2 separate regions of the Homo sapiens genome follow, and region 1 is linked to region 2. The links are chromatin contacts, found by Hi-C or POLR2A ChIA-PET in ENCODE. All regions are on one chromosome and are shown on one strand. The core of a region is the stretch at or near the end of the contact, and the rest is flanking DNA. Distances in the headings are between cores, read along the strand shown. Region 1 overlaps PLCB4 (phospholipase C beta 4). Region 2 overlaps PLCB4 (phospholipase C beta 4).

The links. Hi-C counts contacts between places; a loop is a spot of excess contacts on that map. ChIA-PET counts read pairs that join two places held with the same protein, here RNA polymerase II (POLR2A). Pooled maps may share reads with other maps.
Region 1: a loop to region 2 is called in a map of left cardiac atrium, with 2.1 times the contacts of the local background. The contact joins two enhancer-like sites. A Hi-C loop is called at or near these places in 2 of 168 maps with a recorded cell type or tissue (cardiac septum and left cardiac atrium) and 1 of 50 pooled maps. POLR2A ChIA-PET finds 5 or more read pairs at or near these places in 2 of 52 experiments (MCF 10A and WTC11).

The regions. Positions count from the first base shown.
Region 1 is chr20:9,227,313-9,230,621 of GRCh38, forward strand. The region is part of intron 3 of PLCB4 (phospholipase C beta 4); the gene reads left to right. Among named protein-coding and RNA genes, the nearest start is that of PLCB4, 160 kb to the left of the region's middle. Within about 2 kb of position 1,628, at least 3 of the 41 ENCODE cell types and tissues checked have a DNase peak (open chromatin) inside an H3K27ac peak, as active enhancers do.
Region 2 is chr20:9,118,282-9,121,456 of GRCh38, forward strand. All of the region lies in intron 2 of PLCB4 (phospholipase C beta 4), which reads left to right. Among named protein-coding and RNA genes, the nearest start is that of PLCB4, 51 kb to the left of the region's middle. Within about 2 kb of position 1,755, at least 5 of the 41 ENCODE cell types and tissues checked have a DNase peak (open chromatin) inside an H3K27ac peak, as active enhancers do.

The DNA of each region.
Region 1 (3,309 bases), core at 378-2,877, 110 kb after region 2:
TCAAATGTATCTATTTTTTCTTTTTTTCCCACTTTTCTTGTCATATGTTAGATCCCTTCATATTTTGTTGTTATATTTAAGAATCCAAGTTTATGAAGAATTACCCTAAGATTTACACCCTGTGTTTTCTTCTATCAGTTTTATGATTTTTAGCCCTTATATTTAAGTCATAGAGCCATCCTGAATATGATGTGAGGTAGGGGTCTAATTTCATTAATTCGCATGTAGATATCCAGTTGCCCCAGCACCATTTATTGAAGAAACTATTCTTTCCAAGATTGAATCATCTTGGCACCCTTGTCAGGAGTCTATTGGCTGTAGATTTGTGGGTTTATTTCTTGATTCTAAATTCCATTGCATTGTTCTGTATGCCTATACTTATGTCACTGACACACTGTTTTTATTACTGTGTCTTTTGTAGTAAGTTTTGAATTCAGGAAATGTGAGTCCTCTAGCTTTGTTCTTTCCCATTATTATTTTGGCTACTTGGGGGGCTCCTCTTGAAGGAAGAGTTTTATTTTATAAATAAAAATGTAATACTTTTATTATTGTTTTGTCCTGCAGTGATTTTTCAACTATGGTATTATAGCTCAGGAGAAAGCAACTCCAGTAAATAATCATGTGATTGCATATGGGGTTATTATAGGCATGCTACAATCCAAGGGCTTCTTTTGCTTAAAGTTTTACATTCTAGAAGCCCTGGAAACCTTGATGAGAACTACATCAGTGGTATTCAAAGCAAAGCCAGCGCACAGACTGCTAAGTTAAAGCTGCTTGTTAGAATTCCAAGGGGCCATATTCCAGCAGCCTTTTGGAAAAGAGCAAATGTATGAGCTTCTCATTTGCAGTGATAACTAGACACTGTCCTGATTTATGCATATGTTTGCCTGTACTAGTTATTGCCTTCAATTATAGAAGCAATTTTGAAAACAACTTTCTCTTATGTAAAAGAAAGCTGTGATACAGGCATCAAAATCAGGAAAAAAATCAGAATTGTGATGAGAGAGAGTAAGGAAGAAGGCAGGTGATTTTCCTGGGATAAGTCACATTTGTTTCCAGTATGTTTGACCTCTAGACCATTCCTTTTTGAGTAGAGGAGACTATGTAGGATTTTCCTTTTGGAAAGAACTTTTGTCTGTGGATCCTTAGCAACTACTCTTTAAGCACTTCCAGATGGTCTTTAAAGTCCTCATCTAATGGAAGCTGAGAGATTGTTCCTGGGGGTTAGGGGGTGGATAGAAAAGGGCTTTAACTACTGGATACCTTGACAATGGGAAGCTATAAGAAGGAGACACATGTATTTTTCAGCTGACCCTCATCAAAATACAATTAGAAGTAGGTACATATGTGTGTTTATGTGTATATGTGTGTTTATGTGTATATGTATTAGACACTGCTGAGCCTAGAGCACTGAGTGAAACACTTCAGTAACTATAATGGGAGAACTTCTTGGATTAGACAAACTAAAGGAGGAAGAAAGAAATGGGCTAGGGCAGAAGGCCCAGGGCCATCTTCATGGGTAGAGAAGGTTGACTTCTGGGCCCATGCAGAACCTCCTAAAGCTGAGATGGAGAGAATGCTGAGAAGCAGATTCCTAAGAGGCAGCTGATATCAACAGGCCTGACTCGGGCCAGCCAGAACTCACCACTAGGTCCTTGGTCTTCATGGTTTGGCAGGAGCTTTTGGCATCGCTGTGAGGATAACATTCTCATCTGGTGCAAACAACAAAATAAAACAAACCCCATGCTCTTAGAGAGTGCCTAAGACATTGTGAGAGTTTAATAAATGATAGCTATTATTTTTGTTTAATATACAAAAAGAGTGGTTCTTAAAGGTCATCCCATAAAGCAGCCTTTTTTAAGGATCTCCAGAGGAAGTGTGGACTACAGTCTCCTGTCTGATTCATCCACTGTGAGAGTTTATTTCCCTACGGGCGTGGAAGGACTAGCAACACTAAAATCTCATTAAACGGGTACAGAATGAAGCTGCTTTCAGTGGATGTGTGCTTTCAGATCTATCACAAGTGTGAGTAGTTGTCATTTTTTAGCCACTAAAATTGATTCAGAAATTCTGCAAACAAAGGAAGGATTTTAGGATGCAGTGCAGCCAGAAGAAGGCCACATGTCTCCTGCTTGTGCTCAGTGCCTTTCATGGAGGTTATTGTGCAGTATGGAAGGTCAGTAACCAAAGTGCATGCTGCAGGGAGAAATACCAAACTGTCAACAGGGATTCCCTTTCAAGGTTCCATTGGAGTTGGAAGTTTTACCTCTTTATTTTATGTTTTCTCAAGATGTGGTGAACTTATTTTTTTTTTATTTGGTACCTTTTAATACATCTAAAAACAGTTTTTACAACAAATCTGGGTTCTTTGTGTTTAAAACTTTTTTCCTTCAAATTTTAAGTTCAGGGGCATATGTGCAGGATGTGCAGGTCTGTTACATAGGTAAACATGTGCCATGGTGGTTTGCTGCACAAGTCATCCCATCACCTAGATATTAAGCCCAGCATCCACGAGCTATCCTTCCTGATGCTCTCCCTCCCCCTACTTCCTGCCCTCTAACATTTTTTTTGAAGGTTAAAAAGGAATTATCAGAGTGATTATCAGGGAAAAAAGCTGGGAAATGTATTACACTTTTTTTTTCCACTGGTAATGAAAATGAACTAGGACTGATAACAAAATACCATAGACTGGATGGCCTAAACCCACAGTTCTGGAGGCCAGAAGTCCAAGATCAAGGTGTTGGCAGGTATAGTTTCTTCTGTGGCCTTTCTCCTTGGCTTGCAGATGGCTGCTTTCTTTCTTTGTCCTCACATGGTGTTTGCTGTGTACACTCACATTCCTGATGCCTCTTTTTGTGTCCAAATTTCCTTTTCTTATAAAAACACCAATCACACTGGATTTGGGCCCACCCCAACAGCCTTATTCTAACTTAATAACCTCTTTAAAGATACAGCCAAATACAAATACAATCATGTTCTGAGGTACTTGGGGGTTAAGGCTTCAACATATGAAATTTGAGGGCAGTGGGGGATAAAATTTTGTCCATAATAAGCAGTATAGGGGTAAAGGAGAACATAGGTAAAGCAGGAACTAAGAACCAGAAAAGTGGGTCAAAGTTCAGGGCCATGAAGTTAAGAAAAAGTTTTAGGAGGGGAATCTGTAGACTGAAAATGGCAAAGAAAGGATTTCCCTGACTGACCAGTGTCTCAGTTGGCTTTCACAAAATAACAAACTACCCTCAAAATTTAGTGGCTTAAAACAGTAGCCCCTCATTTAACTCACAATTCACTGGGTCAGCAATTTGGGCT
Region 2 (3,175 bases), core at 505-3,004:
CCTAAAACTTAAAGTATAATAATAAAAAAAAAACAACAAAGTGCTTATAAAATATGAGAACAGAGCAACGGTAAGTGCAATCTTCTATAAACAAAGAATTTAATAAAAGAGACGGAAATAAAAATAACTTTAAAAAGTTAAAAAAAAAGAAAAAGGACAAATTAATATTAACTTTTAAAGCATGACATATCTAAAATATTATTTTCATGCATAATCAATATAAAAATTATCAAGACATTTTACATTCTTTTTTTAATTAAGTCTTCAAGATCTGGTGTGTAATTTACACACAGCACATCTCAGTTTGAATGAGCCACATTTCAAGTGCTCAGTAGCCACATGTGATTGGTTCCTTCCATATGTGACAGTGGAGGGCTAGAACAGAACAATGCCTGAGACACAGGGAAAAATCATTAGAGACTCGCTGAATGGGTGAACAAGTGAATGAATGAATGAATTTTATTTAGCATGTGTAAGTAATGAAAATCCAAGTCAAATTAGGAGTAAAATCAAGATCCCATAAAAAGTGATTTATTGTTAGAGAAAAGTGAGGCATTAGCACATATCCTTTACTGGAACACTATTGTGGTATCTGAATGGGCTCAGTTAACTGTCACCTTTATTAAGGCTCTCATGTGCTCTGAGCATCTTGCTAGGATGAGAAAAATAAGATGAAATTCTTAAGATATCGGAAGTCTGGTGAGTTGATAAGAACTTGATGCCTAACTGTGTTGTACATTGTACGTGTTACTGAAACAGCTGTGGGCATCATGAATTAATTTTTCCCAGGCTTTTATTCATATTCAAAAGCTTAGACTAATAGTCACATTTTATTAAGTACATTTTATGGGCCCTTAGCATTTTGCTAAATGCTAAGGGAGCAAGTATTTGCCCTCACACTATTTTAATGTGTATTTCTCTAGGTTACATTCTTAACTTACCTGCACTATCCTCCAAGCATAATTCTTCAAATTTTCAGCTGTATTGAGATTCTAAATGGACTTCCAATGTGGACTTTTCTTCGTTTTCAGCTTATAATTGGCAAGTTCCCATAGGAAAAAATCATTATTGGTGCTATAAAAGTACTTCTTATCTGTCACATTTGGGAAATGAAAGTTTTGTAAAGGTCAAAAGAAAGTGTGCCCCCAATTATGATGAAGACTTGTACATCATCACAAATAGTTTAATAGCTTGGAACTTATCTTAGTCTCTCTTACAGTGTATAAAGAGAAAGGAGAAAAAAAAAAAAAACAAAGTAGTCACTCCATAGCAATTTTACCATACAGTTTTAGGAGAGATGAAAAGGATCCCATCGAAATCATTTGATCAACATCTATCTATATCTTCTTTGTGGTTTGGAACTGTTTAAGTTATATAAGCCTACAAGTTTATTAGTTCACCTTTATTAATTTGTCAAGGTTAATGACTGCATAATGAGTTGAAGATAATTAAAGATTTGTTGGCAACCATCTGCTAGTGTTTACGCAGTACGGTAAGTTTTATAACTCATCTTGTAATGTTTCCTAAGGAGATTCTTTGCCACCTTACTAATTTTAAAAACACAAACCACGCTGTTGCCTTAGGCAGTGTAAGAATTCTTTTCCTTAATCTTTTAGCATATGACAGCCTATTAGGAAGATCAGATGATACACCTCTAAGAAGCCGGGAGTGTGTTTGCAGACACTGTTGAGAGTGGAGTGATACCAGCCGGTCGGACACATGACCTGGCAGTTCCCCTTTCTTTCAGCAATCTGCTTTGGCAGCCAGTCTGCCTCGGGCATCTGTGCTAATTATTCTGCCCCAGCAGCAGAGCTGTGGGCACTGCTCTAAGAAGGATCCCTCCTTGCTCTCCTTATGTGAAGGCCCATCTGCGTTACGGAAGTGAACAAACTGACTGAGTGCAGTCTTCTCCTGAGTGCCTACTGTGTGCAGCCTCATTATTAATAGATAATGAAGATAGCCATGTCAGATTAAAAGGAGGGATTGGGAACAGTTCAAGGCCCTCTCTGAATGTCTTATTCAAATTCCCATTTCATCTGTTCTCCCTTGACACGCTCCTTTTCTCAAACTCCTGAACTCAAGTGATCCACCCACCTTGGCCTCCCAAAAGTGCTGGGATTACAGGAGTGAGCCACCGTACCCAGCCGACCTGCTCCTTTTCTAAACCTCTCTCTTCTTCCTTTCTCTCTCTTAGCAACATCTTGCCATCTCCCCTTCTCTCTCTTTATAGTGAGTAATTACTAGTTGCTCTGTATTCTAGTTCCAAAATCTCTCCCATGTTCATCCTCTTGGATCCATTGTCTGGGTCAATACTACTTCTCATCTGCAGAGTGTCATTTGCTTCCTAATGGGTTTCCCCATATGTTCCTGCACTCCCTTGACCCAAGCTCACCTCCACTCACCTTCTGGAAGCACCATTCTGATCCCAAGGTGCCCTGCTGCAGTCTTCCATGGGTTTCCACGGCCAGGTGAATAATGTCAAAATTCCTTAACTAGACCGTCAGGAGCCTCCTCCTCCATGCTATGAGGTCTCCACCTCACTCCCAGCCTTATCTGCCTTCCCTGAACTGAATGGTCCCTAAACAAAATGAGCTGCTCTCTTTTGGTGTTTCCACCTGCTCTTGAGGTCCCCACCTGAGCTGTCCTTTGCCCCACATGTGTTGTTGTGCCATCACAGCTCTCAGCCCCAGTGCCATCTCCCTGAAGCCCTCCTCACACTGGAACCTCACCACACCCCTCACCGGGATGATCTACCCGTCTTGACCATCTCCTGGCTCTTTAGATCTCTCTGGAAGGTCTCAAAGCTTTTCCCTTTGTTGGATTTTATCCACACACCATTGGAGGCCCTACCTGTCAATTTCCAGAAGGCAGTGCGCCATTGACCCACTTTTGTGGCCACCACAGTACCCAGAGAGCACTTGGAATTCACCTAACACCTGGATGAATGTTTCTTGAATTTCTTAGTCCCTGATATGGAATATTCCTTGCTCTCTATTTTTTTTAACTAGTTTTTTTGTTTAGTAACCATCACCCACAATGACCAGAATTTTCTCTCCTTGCTTCTGGCTTCTCCACAGGGCTCTGAACGCCGCTTACGTGTCGTCCCACCTGTTCTCTATTTTTGCCCTAATTTCTCACCATTTTCTGTTTCTTCTGAGTTGTCCATTCTCCACCC